Linked DNA regions of Homo sapiens: regions 1, 3 and 4 are each linked to region 2. A link is a contact called in ENCODE Hi-C or POLR2A ChIA-PET data. All regions are on one chromosome and are shown on one strand. The core of a region is the stretch at or near the end of the contact, and the rest is flanking DNA. Distances in the headings are between cores, read along the strand shown. Region 1 overlaps WDFY1 (WD repeat and FYVE domain containing 1). Region 2 overlaps CUL3 (cullin 3). Region 3 overlaps AP1S3 (adaptor related protein complex 1 subunit sigma 3). Region 4 holds the start of AP1S3 (adaptor related protein complex 1 subunit sigma 3).

What was found. Hi-C counts contacts between places; a loop is a spot of excess contacts on that map. ChIA-PET counts read pairs that join two places held with the same protein, here RNA polymerase II (POLR2A). Pooled maps may share reads with other maps.
Region 1: a map with no recorded cell type shows a loop between it and region 2 (16-fold over the local background). The contact joins two enhancer-like sites. A Hi-C loop is called at or near these places in 20 of 37 single-sample maps with no recorded cell type and 5 of 50 pooled maps.
Region 3: a loop to region 2 is called in a map with no recorded cell type, with 8 times the contacts of the local background. The contact joins two enhancer-like sites. A Hi-C loop is called at or near these places in 1 of 37 single-sample maps with no recorded cell type and 2 of 50 pooled maps. POLR2A ChIA-PET finds 5 or more read pairs at or near these places in 1 of 52 experiments (GM12878).
Region 4: a loop to region 2 is called in a map with no recorded cell type, with 6 times the contacts of the local background. The contact joins the promoter of AP1S3 here to the enhancer-like site in region 2. A Hi-C loop is called at or near these places in 3 of 37 single-sample maps with no recorded cell type and 3 of 50 pooled maps.

Annotation. Positions count from the first base shown.
Region 1 is chr2:223,895,105-223,898,354 of GRCh38, forward strand. It overlaps WDFY1 (WD repeat and FYVE domain containing 1), which reads right to left. Exons shown (of 12, transcript NM_020830.5): 7 at 400-526. Among named protein-coding and RNA genes, the nearest start is that of WDFY1, 49 kb to the right of the region's middle. RefSeq lists enhancers at 624-683, 694-843, 854-913, 1,655-1,714, 1,835-2,034. Within about 2 kb of position 1,832, at least 5 of the 41 ENCODE cell types and tissues checked have a DNase peak (open chromatin) inside an H3K27ac peak, as active enhancers do.
Region 2 is chr2:224,519,847-224,523,074 of GRCh38, forward strand. All of the region lies in intron 3 of CUL3 (cullin 3), which reads right to left. Among named protein-coding and RNA genes, the nearest start is that of CUL3, 64 kb to the right of the region's middle. RefSeq lists a silencer at 1,812-1,881. Within about 2 kb of position 1,590, at least 5 of the 41 ENCODE cell types and tissues checked have a DNase peak (open chromatin) inside an H3K27ac peak, as active enhancers do; they include GM12878, where a contact is called at or near this core.
Region 3 is chr2:223,759,805-223,763,066 of GRCh38, forward strand. All of the region lies in intron 4 of AP1S3 (adaptor related protein complex 1 subunit sigma 3), which reads right to left. Among named protein-coding and RNA genes, the nearest start is that of AP1S3, 76 kb to the right of the region's middle. RefSeq lists a silencer at 1,108-1,402 and an enhancer at 1,925-2,294. Within about 2 kb of position 1,492, at least 16 of the 41 ENCODE cell types and tissues checked have a DNase peak (open chromatin) inside an H3K27ac peak, as active enhancers do; they include GM12878, where a contact is called at or near this core.
Region 4 is chr2:223,835,663-223,838,953 of GRCh38, forward strand. AP1S3 (adaptor related protein complex 1 subunit sigma 3) reads right to left here and starts at 1,920. Exons shown (of 5, transcript NM_001039569.2): 1 at 1,786-1,920. The coding sequence starts at 1,788. RefSeq lists enhancers at 1,327-1,416, 2,287-2,466 and silencers at 1,527-1,956, 1,987-2,116.

The sequences.
Region 1 (3,250 bases), core at 582-3,081, 620 kb before region 2:
AAGTTAGGCTCCCAGCTCAACAACAGCTTAGTATCATGTTACATGCAACCTTCCATGGTCAAAGTCCTCACCTGCATCTCTATCCTATGCCTGCCTTAATCAGATATTTCAACAGGGTGACTCCTTGAGAGAAAAAGTGGCAAGTGCTCTTTGGACTAAGGAGGAAGAAAGCCCTGCATTTGTTTTTTTGTTTGTTTGTTTGTTTTGTTTAGTTTTTTGCTACTAAACATCAGACACTCGGGGCTGACAGAAAGCAGTTAAAAGTGAACTGAGCCCTATCAATGATAATTGCCATCTTAGAACGTGGGGTTTGCAGAAAGTGGTATCAGACTATTAATGCCTTTCACTAGCTCCCCACTAACTCGGATTCTTTCCCCACCCCCACAAGTGGTCACGCACTGATGGCCCTGAAGTAACAGCGTCCGGCCTTTCCTTCCTCCGATGTCCCACATGATGATGCTGTTGTCAGATGCTCCTGAGAAGAGTAACCGCTGAATAGGGTCCCACCAGAGGCAGGCGACACTACCTAGGGATTTGTGAGAGAGAGAGAGAGAGGGAGGCAGGGGAGAAGTAAAATATAACTCTACATCAGGACGTATACATTTGACAGCTGAAGACCAAACTAGGAGCAGCTGAGTCTTTAAGCAAAAAGGTATCTTCATGGTGTACAACGGGTCATTCAACCATGCTATCATGAGTCATACAGAAGACACAGCACCATTATCCACAGTCATAAGATTACAATTTTCAATTATGCATCAAACTACTTTGGGCCGGGCATGGTGACTCACACTTGTAATCCCAGCACTTTGGGAGGCCAAGGAGGGCGAATCACTTGAAGCCAGGAGTTCAAGACTAGGCCTGGCCAACATGGTGAAACCCTATCTCTCCAAAAAAACAAATTAGCCAGGCATGGTGGCAGGCGCCTGTAATCCCAGCTACTCGGGAGGCTAAGGTGGGAGAATTGCTTGAACCCAGGAGGTGGAAGTTGCAGTGAGCCAAGATAGCACCACTGCGCTCCAGCCTGGGTGACAGAGTGAGACTCTGTCTCAAAAAAAAAAAAAAAAAAAAAAAAAAAACTGCTTGTAATACAAAGATTTTTAAAGAAGTTTTTCGTTCTTCTGTGACAAAAATTACAAAGTAGCTTACATACAAAATGTTCAGAATGAAGAAAAAAATTGCTACTAATATTTAGTGACAAAAACCAGTAAAGTTTACTGTGTCCAACCTACACAAGATAAAAAATCTAGATTATTCTGGGTCTCTGGGACATGGCAGGTGTTTTACCCCAAGATGTCTATGTTTAAGCAAATTACATTAAGTACCACAGAAAAAAGTCTGTTGTACACTACATAATTATGCCAAGTAATTTATGTGAAAAATCTGAACTTCACATTTCATACTTTATATTGGCTAACTTATCAAATTTGAAACCCTTGGGGAAATCTTTCTTTCTACAGGTATATCTTTCAGTAGGTCCTTTCCTTGTTCATCGACTGCTGTTTGTCTAGAAGAAACATTAATCAACTTAGTAAAACTGAACCAGCCACACAAGCTAATAATAATTTTGGTAGGTATATAGAAAATTAATGATGCCATATTCAAAAGCAAACAGAAACTACTTTATCACATACACTTTCCAAAAACAGAACAAAAGTAGAAACAAATATTCTGCAAAGGCTTCAGGGGTTACTTTCACATGACTTTCGACCCTGTGTAATCTATGTGCCATCCATTTCAGTTAGAGGCTTAAGAGCAGATAAATACGGTCTTTCAGCATGAAAACCAGTACCCATTCTGGTAGTTACTAGAACCCATTCTGCCTTTAGCAACCCTGAAAAAACTGGCGAGCCTGGGGGTCATGAGAGAATTAGTCATAAACAGAAAGTGGTTTCTTCACGGGCCTCTGCTTTCCTGCCCAAAGCTATTTTAACTTGCTGTTCTCTTTTCTTCTTTTCCCCTACAGGGTCCTTGATTTGATATACTCCATTTCACCTAAATAGATTACATAGAAAGCATAGTGTACATTTATTATAACTTGTTACAACTGAAACGCTTACTATGGTCATAAATAAGTCCATCATTGATTCTTTCAGCAACTCCCCAGTTCTCCATAAACCAGATGGCCTCAAAGCTTGTACTTTGTGACATATATCAGAATGTGATCTTGTGATCTGTATGAAAACTGCAATCCATTACAGCTTAGCATCTGACATAGTTTAGACATGTGTCCCCTCTAAATTTCGCATATATATATATATATATATATATATATATATATATATATTTTTTAAGACGGAGTCTCTCTCTGTCACCCAGGTTGGAGTGCAATGGCATGATCTTGGCTCACTGCAACCTCTGCCTCCCGGGTTCAAGAGATTCTCCTGCCTCAGCCTCCCTGAGTAGCTGGGACTACAGGCACCTGCCAACGTCCAGCTAATGTTTTTTGTATTTTTAGTAGAGATGGGGTTTCGCCATGTTGCCAGGCTGGTCTCAAACTCCTGACCTCAAGTGATCTGCCCAACTCAGCCTCCCAAAGTGCTGGGATTACAGGTGTAAGCCAACGGGCCCAGCCTCTAAATTTCATGTTAAACTGTAATCCCCAATGTTGCAGGTGGGGCTTGGTAGTTGGCTCATGGGGGTGGATTTCTCACGAATGGTTTAGTGCCATCCCCTTGGTGCTCTCCTTGAGTCAGTAAATGAGCTCCCTTGAGATATGGTTGTTTAAAAGTGTGTGGCACCCCCACACCCCCACTCCTGCTTTTGTCATGTGATGTGCCTGTTCACACCTCACCTTCTGCTATGACTGTAAGCTTCCTAAGGCCCTCACCAGAAGCATGCCGGCACCATGCTTCCTGTACAGCCTGTAGATCCACGAACCAATTAAACCTCTTTTCTTTATAAATTACCCAGTCTTAGATATTTCTTTACTGCAATGCAAGAATGGCCCAATACAGCATCTAATGAAACCTCTTTATTACACATGTGTATGTGGCGAGTCACTCAATACAATCAATGGACTTTAAAAACCCCTCCACAGAGCTTCACCAACCCACTGCACTACAGAAATGAAATTCCACCCAGTAATTCTTTTCCCTCAGTCCCTACACAGGGTATGTTTCCCAAGCAGAGGCTGAACCAGCCCACACATTTCTTCTAATTGTATTTATCAGGTCTTGCTCAGGGGCTTAGAAACTGACAAATTTTTTTAAAGTAATAACAACAATTCTTCCAAAAGGTTTTTACCAGT
Region 2 (3,228 bases), core at 340-2,839:
TTTAAGATTTTTTAAAAGTCCCAGCTCCGGTTACCTCTAACTAGCAAACTCAAAGTATGAACAAGATTTTAAAAATCATTCCAAAAGAGAAAAAAAAAAAATTAAAGACTGATTTTAAAATGTCTTAATCCCAGGCTTTGACCAAAATGTAGTGACCAAAATGTAGTATGAGTTTGACATTAGTCACTTATCTACTAAAGAGACCTTAGCAGAGATAGAAAGTTGGTGGCTTTTTCTACTTGCCTTTTTAAAGCCAAAAACAGGCATTTTAAATATAAAATGTTCTGAAAAACATGTTCGAAAGCCTAATGTGAGTCAAGCATTATGTTTACATAAAGGGATGTGAGTTTCATCACCACAGAGATAAACCACATTTTAAATCTCTATTTACAGTTCTCTCTCAAGGGTTGCTATTCCTTGGCCAAGCAGGCCTGCAATGAGCAAAAACTTTCACAAGCTAGGTGGACCTGTGGTGAGAGACAGGAGCCAATGGTGGGGACCCACCTCATGCCCCCCTTTTCACAGCTGGTTCTGCATCTGACTTCATCCATACAGTAAGCTTGATAAACCAACTTCATTTGTAACATAAGCACTTCATTTGTAACATAACATCTATCTCACAATGCTATTCCACTCATTTCCACTTCTAGTCCTGAAAATAAATAGCTTTTAAGACCAACTTCCCTGCCAACAACTATAAAGGCTGGATAAAAAAATACAAAAGCACCACCAGTTTTAAAACATCAACTAGGACAGGCAGGTCTCCAGGAGTTGGACTGGAGAGAGATGGAGTCTTTCTAAGCCACAAGAAAAGGAAAGCTCAACCAGGTGACCTCCATGGAAAACTCCTGCAAATGCTTACTCAAGACCTAGGGCTCTTTGCATGCCCAGAAGACACGAGGACACCAACAAACAAAATGCTTGGCCCTACAAGACCACAGATATTACTACTTCCACCATCTTGGCAAAGATGTGCCTCTTCCTCTTCACCCTACCAACATATCTAAATAGTTAAATGATGTATAAGAAATCAAATTCAGCACATAAAAGTATGCTCAAAGGTGTCAAGACACACAATGCAAAAATACAGTTCCTATTGAAGCTAAACCTATGCAAAGTCAAGGGGTGTCTCTTAAAGTGCGCTAAATAGTTTCATTACTCAGGGAGTGGCATTACAAACAAATCAAATAAAAAGTTAAAATAAAAACAAATGTGAAAATTAAGTCCAAAAAACAACTTAACTCTTACTACTTAATTTACCTGCAAGAAAAAGTTTAGTAAATATTTTTAATAGTCATTATGTTACAGAAAAGCAAGCTAGGATAAATGGGTTCTAGGCAAAATCAATGGTGCACCCAAGGAAAGAAACAACTTAAAAATTGTTATTTTATCATTCCTATCTAATGTTTCATTTGTAACTATGAGTAAACAGGTGTTTGAGAACAAATTCTAAAACTAACCTTTGGGTCACATTCAACTCTGAAAGCTTAGTATAAATATAAATACAAAAGTCCTCTGGTTCTATTACAAAGTTTAAGGGAGCTTTTAATAACATGTTTGCTTTAAAGTCCAGTAGTTTCATACTTCTTTTTTTTTTTTTTTGAGACAGAGTCTCGCTCTGTTGCCCAGGCTGGAGTGCAGTGGCACGATCTCGGTTCACTGCAACTTCCGCCTCCCAGGTTCAAGTGATCCTCCTGCCTCAGCCCCGCTAGTAGCTGGGATTACAGGTATGTGCCACCATGCCCGGCTAATTTTTGTATTTTCAGTAGAGTTGGGGTTTCACCATGTTGGGCCAGGCTGGTCTCTAACTCCTGACCCGCCTCGGCCTCTCAAAGTAGTTCAGTACTTTTACTACTACTCCTAATAGACCAAGGATAGTTATTTATTAGTACTTATTCATCTATCCTCTGCCTGGTCCCACATATGGCCAGCAGTAGCTATTTATTTAGGAAAAAAAAAAAAGGTTTAACAATGTGTGAATTGCTGTGAAAGTTGGTCTTTTAAGCTAACTGTCAAGCTGGTTAATCAAACTCTTAAATAGTTCTTCTTTCAGTTTCTTATCCTCATACTAAGAACATCTGTAACTGTTTTTGTCTACTACTGTAAAAGAGAATACGAAAAGACAAATGTAAACAGGGTTAAAAAAATCTTTATAAATATTAAATACTTATTCTGCTAGTAAGCTAGAGATAAACCCTGAAAAGTTAAACTCACATTTAAAATTAAAAAAAAAAAAAAAAGAGGCAAATAACTCTATGACAAGTCTGTCAGAACATGTTAGAACTTGCCTTACCAAATTTAATCACTAAGGTAATCCTCTATTAACAAGTAATAAAATATTTTCAGAGTTCACTTTCAAATCATGAAATAAATACAGATTTAAAAAGGTTTAACACAATGAAGACAGAAATAGAAAAATTTTAAATGAGCAGAAAAGTAGTAAAAAGTTTCTACTGCAGAATCATAGTGGGGGAAAAAAAGTCTAATTATAATTAGATCGAAGTTTAAAGAACTTTCTCAATACTTTCCATGATACCAGTAACTGACTACACTTCTAAAACAGCACCAGTAACATATGAATTAGTAAATTGTACAGATAAACATTTCTAGATATAAAAATATTACTGATAAATTTGGTAGAGAAGCATATGATATGGTGTCAAAAAACCTGGTGGACTTAGCCACTACTAAAAAGCTCAGAGTTTCCACCACAGTAAAAATTTTCTTAAAATCTTTCTTGGGAGGCCGAGGCGGGCGGATCATGAGGTCAGGAGATCGAGACCATCCTGGCTAACACAGTGAAACCCCATCTCTACTAAAAAATACAAAAAAATTAGCCAGGCGTGGTGGCGGGAGCCTGTAGCCCAGCTACTTGGGAGGCTGAGGCAGGAGAATGATATGAACCCGGGAGGCGGAGCTTGCAGTGAGTCAAGATCCTGCCACTGCACTCCAGCCTGGGTGACAGCGTGAGACACCGTCTCAAAAAAACAATCCTTCTCAGGGGTCTGAAAAATTTTAACAAGAAAAACACAGTTGTGAAAATTTTTTATTTAAAAATAATTTCCATTTAAGAATTGTCTACCAAGATATTGGACAAATCAAACCCATGTTTCTCTAAAGTTGTGTAAACTGCAATAAATCATAAAATAAAAACACTGTTCTCTACTTCAAATTTAATAATCTAGAGGTCAGAGGGAAAAAAAACAGTTAATCACACTTTGAGGTCTT
Region 3 (3,262 bases), core at 242-2,741, 760 kb before region 2:
TTCCCTTCTATGTGTCCGTGTGTTCTCATCATTTAGCTCCCACTTTTAAGTGAGAACATGTGGCATTTGGTTTTCTGTCCCTGCACTAGTTTGCTCAGAATGATGGCCTCCAGCTCCATCCACGTCCCTGCAAAGGACATGATCTCATTCTTTTCATACTGTCCATCAGTTACTAAGTTTGCTAACATGCCCCAAAGCCATAATATTTTTTTTCAGCATTTAAAAAAAAATGTTTGAACAGACTCACAATTACAGGTAGAGTTCAAAGTTAACAGTGATGTTCCAGGTTCTATACCATGCAAGACAGATGGGCTTTCTCTTGCACACTCTCCTACTTTAAACATATATATTTGTGTCACACCAGGGCCCCAAGTTGAATCAATAAGAAAGCTCGAGAGGACAAAAAATCACCTGCCTCTTTCGTTTGAGTCACGATCTGCTCATTTAGCAATCCAAGTTCAACTTGTTCTTAAGCTTAAACTCCAGGGTATATGATTCATGTGAACCTGCCAGGAAATACGCTGACTGACATGGGCTGAAGATACCAAGGCTACTGGCCGAGCAAGATTGCTCAGGAGATACTAGGGCTAGAAATCTGCCCTTACCTTCAAAAGAGGTTTTCTAACTGGTTTTCACCAACTCTATCTAGAATTCCAGAGTTCTGCCAGAAAACATTTGTATTCAGTCATCCACATTTACTCAACAAAGCTCTCACCTCCTAAGTGGGCATTGGCCAAGACAGCCCCATACCCATCTACCCCTCTACAGATGCTGCCCGTGGGGTCTTTTAACTTAGCAGAGGGATCATACAGGCCATTGGGCCATGCTGGTTTTATGGAATCTAGAGTTTACACCATTTACATGGGAATACAAAGTTACAAATACAAAATCAGGTATAAAGTGTACTTAGAATGAGAAAAGAAACGACCACAGATTGTGAATTTTGAAGATGACAAATATCACAAAATAAAAAATGGTTGCATGTTATTTTCACGAATTAATTGCTTGACACTCCTCTATCATATATTATATTGTATGGCTACGTACTTTTTGCAGTTAAAATATCTTATTTTTGCAAAGTGGACAAAAACCCATGACCAGATGAGAGCATTGCTAGGCCCTGCCTGTAGCCTCGGGAGGGGCCTGGAGTTGACACTTTCCTGTCTTTGTGGTTCAGTGGCCTCTAGTCATTGGCACTGCTCACATCACCAGATGACTCAGTCTGCTAAACACCACACTGGCTGCCCTGTCTGAGCCGAGCCAGGCTGGTTACTCAAGCTATGTAAACCAATAAGGTAAAAGTTGGCATTTTCTTGAGCTTGCCACTTTAAAGGTTTGGGGCAGACTTTTAGAGCTGGCAGAACCTTAGTTGCTCTTACCTTCTCAAGACAGGAGCTGGAGTCTGTATCTTGGGTCCTCTTCTGGATACATCTAGCTCTGCTGTGTTTCTTATGCATATAGCACAGTGTATGTTATGACTTCCTACTGCATTGTGGTTTGGCCTAGCTGTTAACATGGTTTACGCTTTTAAGGGTGACAGTGTTAGGGTGCACCTAGCAGTTTCGCCTGCATCCACACGAGGGCACATAGAATCCTATTGCTCATGAGATACAATCTGACCCTCCCCTTCTTTTTTTTGAGACAGGGTCTCACTCTGTCACCCAGGCTGAAGTGCAGTGGTGCGATTACCGCTCACTGCAGCCTTGACCTCTCGGGCTCAAGTGATCCTTTCACCTTAGCCTTCCGAGTAGCTGGAATTACAGGTGTACACCACCATGCCTGGCTAATTTTATTACTTTTTGTAGAGACAAGGTTCTCACTATGTTGCCTAGGCTGGTCTCAAAACTCCTGGGCTCAAGCGGTCCTTCCGCATCAGCCTTCTGAGTAGCTGGGATTACAGGTGCACACCACCACACCTGGCTAATTTTATCATTTTTCTGTAGAGACAAGGTTCTCACTATGTTGCCTAGGCTGATCTCAAACTCTTGACTTAAGCAGTCTTCCTGCCTGGGACTCCCAAAGTGCTGGGAATACAGGCATGAGCCATCGCATCTGGCCTTGAGCCTCCCTTCTTGGCAGGCTGTTAGTTGGGGTAAAATATCTACTGTTTGTCGCTCCTACCTATTGCAAGTCCTGTGGTTAATGACCACTATCGCCTTTGAGAGTTTCATTTTCTTTTCTTTTTTGAGACAGAGTCTCACTCTGCCGCCCAGGCTAGAGTGCAGTGGCATGATCTCGGCTCACTGCAACCTCCGCCCCCTGGGTTCAAGCGATTCTCCTGCCTCAGCCTCCTGAGTAGCTGGGATTACAGGAGCCCACCACTGCACCTGGCTAATTTTTGTATTTTTAGTAGAGACGGAGTTTCACCATCTTGGCCAGGCTGGTCTTGAACACCTGACCTCGTGATCCACCTGCCTCGGCCCAAAGTGCTGGGATTATAGGCATGAGCCATTGTGCCCAGCAATTTTTTTTTTTTTTTTTTTTTTGAGATGGAGTCTTGCTCTGTCACCCAGGCTGGAGTGCAGTGGTGGAATCTCGGCTCACTGCAATCTCTGCCTTCTGGGTTCAAGCAAATCTCCTGCCTCAGCCTCCCAAGTAGCTGGGGTTACAGATGTGTACCACCACACCTGGCTAATTTTTGTATTTTTAGTAGGGATGGGATTTTGCCATGTTGGCTAGGCTGGCCTCGAACTCGTGGCCTCAAGTGATCCGCCCACCTCGGCCTCCCAAAGTGTTGGGCTTACAGACGTGAGCCACCACGCCCAGACAGAGGGTTTAATTTTCCTTCTAATAACTTTGTGCCATTGTCCACATTGTTGTTACCCCCAAATAAGTATTCCCAACCAAGTAAACAGTTCCTTTCTTTTCCTCTTATCAACATCTAGCCACCACACGCTCAGAATAAGCTTTGAGCATTTGGAGATTTGAGGCTATGTCTTCTTACTAAATCCGCAGGCAGGTGTAGCTTTTTAAAAGTTATTATTCTAAGAAACTGTTATTAAGTAGGAGCTAGAGAAAAGTCTTAGGGGCTACTGAAGATTGACAGCTGTTCTCACAGCTAAAGCAATGTCACAAAGGCCTCCCTTAACCTTCAGTAACTACAAATATATGATTGGGTCCAAAGGACAGGAAAAAAAAAAAAGCAGTAATTATTTTCCTTTATGCAAGTATACTACTGGCTCCTATCCAGTTGAAACCTCTTAAGCAGGCAAGATATGCAAAGTCAATTCTTCAACAAGCTCCCCAGAATATTTACTGACTT
Region 4 (3,291 bases), core at 670-3,169, 680 kb before region 2:
AAAAATAATAATAATGTTTCCCATTTAGCAAAAACTGGTAGAAAAGCTGGAGAAACTTCCCACATTTCTGATCAACTCATCACACATATGACACCAGCAAGAAAAAATAAAACTCCACCACAGGTATTGTCCAGAGGAGCAGCTTTTCCTTATAGACCAAACCTTGGCCCATTCCTCAGCACAAAAGCAGCCTTTGATGACTCAGAAACGCAGGGCCTTATTCCAGCCTCTGTTAGGCAAATTACACTGGTGGACTGGGCATCTGTCACCTTGTTCCTTGGGAAACTTGAGCAAGCCAAGAAACCTGCTCCATTATTTACAGCATTGTTTTTGCATCACGCTGTATTTACAAGGAACCCTCAACAGACAAAAATGATGCCGCTAGTGTGTGCAGCCAAACCTTTAACAGAAACCAGCAACTGCGGTCTTGCTGGCCAGGTGCTCAGCACTCCCCGGCTCTCTTTGTTGATCAACTTTCTTAGCCCACGTGGCCCACCCACTCCTGCCTCCGGTGGGCCCACAGGGTGCAGGTCACTTCCCTTCTGCGGATTTGGGAAGTGGTAACACACTTGGGGAAGTGGGACTAGTGACGTTCAGACCACCACACTCTTAAAAGGCTGCCCCTAAACAGCAGGCAAGAGCAAGAGGAGCCTGAGCTATCGCTTCCACCCAAGTGCAGGTCACCAGATCTCTCATCAGCAGGGCTGCGGCCGGCCTCAGCTTCCAACCTGACCCCCTATCCCCTGCCCTTACACACCCCAGTCCATTCTCCAACCACAGCCAAACTGCACACCATGCCGGGTGCAGTGGCTCACCCCTGTAATCCCTACACTTTGGGAGGCCGAGGCAGGCGGATCACCTGAGGTCAGGAGTTCGAGACCAGCCTGGCCAACATGGTGAAACCCCGTCTCTACTAAAAATACAAAAATTAGCTGGGTGTGGTGGCACACGCCTGTAATCCCCGTTACTCGGGAGGCTGAGGCAGGAGAATCGCTTGAACCCGGGAGGCAGAGCCGAGACCACACCACTGCACTTCAGCCTGGGCGACAGAGCGAGATCAGTCTCAAAAAAACAAAAGTGCACAACGGGTAAGGTCAGTTTTCTTGCTAAAACGTCCCCGAGGTTTCCCCTACTCAGTTGGAACCAAAACCAAACTCCTTATTTTGGCCTATAAAAACCCGCCTCACCTGGCAGAAGCCCACCTCTCCTGCCACAAACAAGGCCTTCTCCCCTCCGCTTTGCTCTCTCTAATCCACCTGTAGCGCCCCTCCAGGACCTCCAGCAGCTAGAATGTCATGTCCTTGAAGAGGCTTTGCCAAATCAAAAGTTGCCACTCCACCCGGTTGTATTTGAGACTTTACAGCGCTTCTTACTTTAGAAGTTCTCTTCATTTTACTTGTATATTGGACGTGTCCCTCCCTCCGCATCCCCCTCCTGGAAGGTAAGCTTCCTGGAGAACAGGGGCTCCTCCTGGTCCCCCGCGACATCCCCAGCGCCCAGCACCGAGCCCGGCACAGACTAAGCACTCGGCTAAGGCGGATCGAATGAATGAATGGAGCCGCGGCGCCGCGGCGCCGCGTTGCCGCAGGAATCCCGGGCAAGCGATCCTGGCGCGTCCGCACCGTCTGGGGCAGCGGGGCCACAGGGACGCACGGTTCGGGTGGCCAGGCGGGACTCGGCCCGCACCCCCACCCGGCCGCGCGCCCGGCCCGGACGCCCCAGGTGCCTCCCCGGAGCGCGAGCGCCCCCACCGCCTACCCGGGCCGGCGGTTCCCCCGCACTCACCATCGTGGCTGGGCCGCCGCCTCCCCCGCCTTGCGAGCAAGGAGCGCTGGAGAAGCGAGGGCGAGAGGCGAGCGCTGGAGCCGGTGCGGCTGACAGGTGAGGCGCCCGGCTTAGACCATGGCTGCTTCCCACAATGCCCTGGCACTGAAAGTGTGCAGACTCCTCCCAGCGCGGCTGCCTCCTCCCTGCACGCTCCTCCCCGCTGCCTCCTCCCCGCGCCCTCCTCCCCGCTCCCCCCGCTCCTCGCCCTCCTGCTCTCCTTCTTTCTTCCTTTCCCCTTTCTCCTCCCTTCTCCTCCTCCTCCTCCTCTTCCCTCCTTTCTGCCTCTCCTCTGTACCCCCTCCCCGCCCCCGCCTCGGCTGCAGCTGTTCCCGCCCCGAGCCGGCCGCACCTGGAGCGAATGCACCTGCGCGCGCGGGCGTCTGTACCCCGACAGCCCGCAGCTCGGCGCGGGTGGTCAGGCGAGAGCGCGTGGCCCGCTAGGAACTCCCTGCGCGGGGAACTCCCTGCGCGGAGAACACCGGGGACTTTTCGCGATTCTGCCGCGCGAGTGTGTCCTGTATTCCTTCCGCAAACGTTTATCAAACCTGGCAAAGATACTTCCGATACACTCGCAGAAAGTGCCGGGGGCTGCCTTATCCTAAGCCTCCTAGGGAGGGAGCAGTTGGAAGAGAAAGAACTAGAAGCGTTTTCTTATCCCCTTCTGCCCCCATTTCACTTTTTAAAAAGTAAGCTCTGCAGTCTAAGGGCAAAGATCATTTTAAGCAGGCCCCCATTTATTTATTTATTTATTTATTTATTTATTTATTTATTTATTTATTTAGAGACGGAGTGTCGCTCTGTCGCCCCGTCTGGAGTGCAGTGGGGCGATCTCGGCTCCCTGCAACCTCCGCCTCCTGCGTTCAGGGTGATCCACCCGCCTCGGCCTCCCAAAGTGCTGGGATTACAGGCATGAGCCACTGCGCCCGGCAGCACGACCCCCTTTTAAGAAGTCTCTCCTAAGAAGTTGTGGTGTAGAAAGTTCGTTCTCCAATCTCTCCTCCCCTTGACTTTTCTTAAATCTAGGGCGTTGAGAGTCTCTAAACCCCCAAGCTGTAAACAGAGTTTTTTCTTTTTTCTTTTAATTATATTTACCAGATAGACTAGATGTAAGCAGAGTTTTTAATGCATATTCATGTTTTTGAGAAAGGGAGTCCACTGGTTTTATCAAATAGCTAAAGAGATCCTAGACCCTGCAAAAGTTAAGAATCATTTCCTGGGCCAGGCGTGATGGTTCATGCCTGTAATCCCAACACTTTGGGAGGCCCAGGTGGGCGGATCGCTTGAGACCAGAAGTTCGAGACAAGCCTGGCCAACATGGTGAAACGCCGTCTCTACTAAAAATACAAAATTTAGCTGGGCGTGGTGGCACACGCCTGTAGTCCCAGCTACTAGGGAGGCTGAGGCAGGAGAGAATCGCTTGAACCCGGGAGACAAAGGTTGCAGTGAGCTGAGATCATCCAGCCT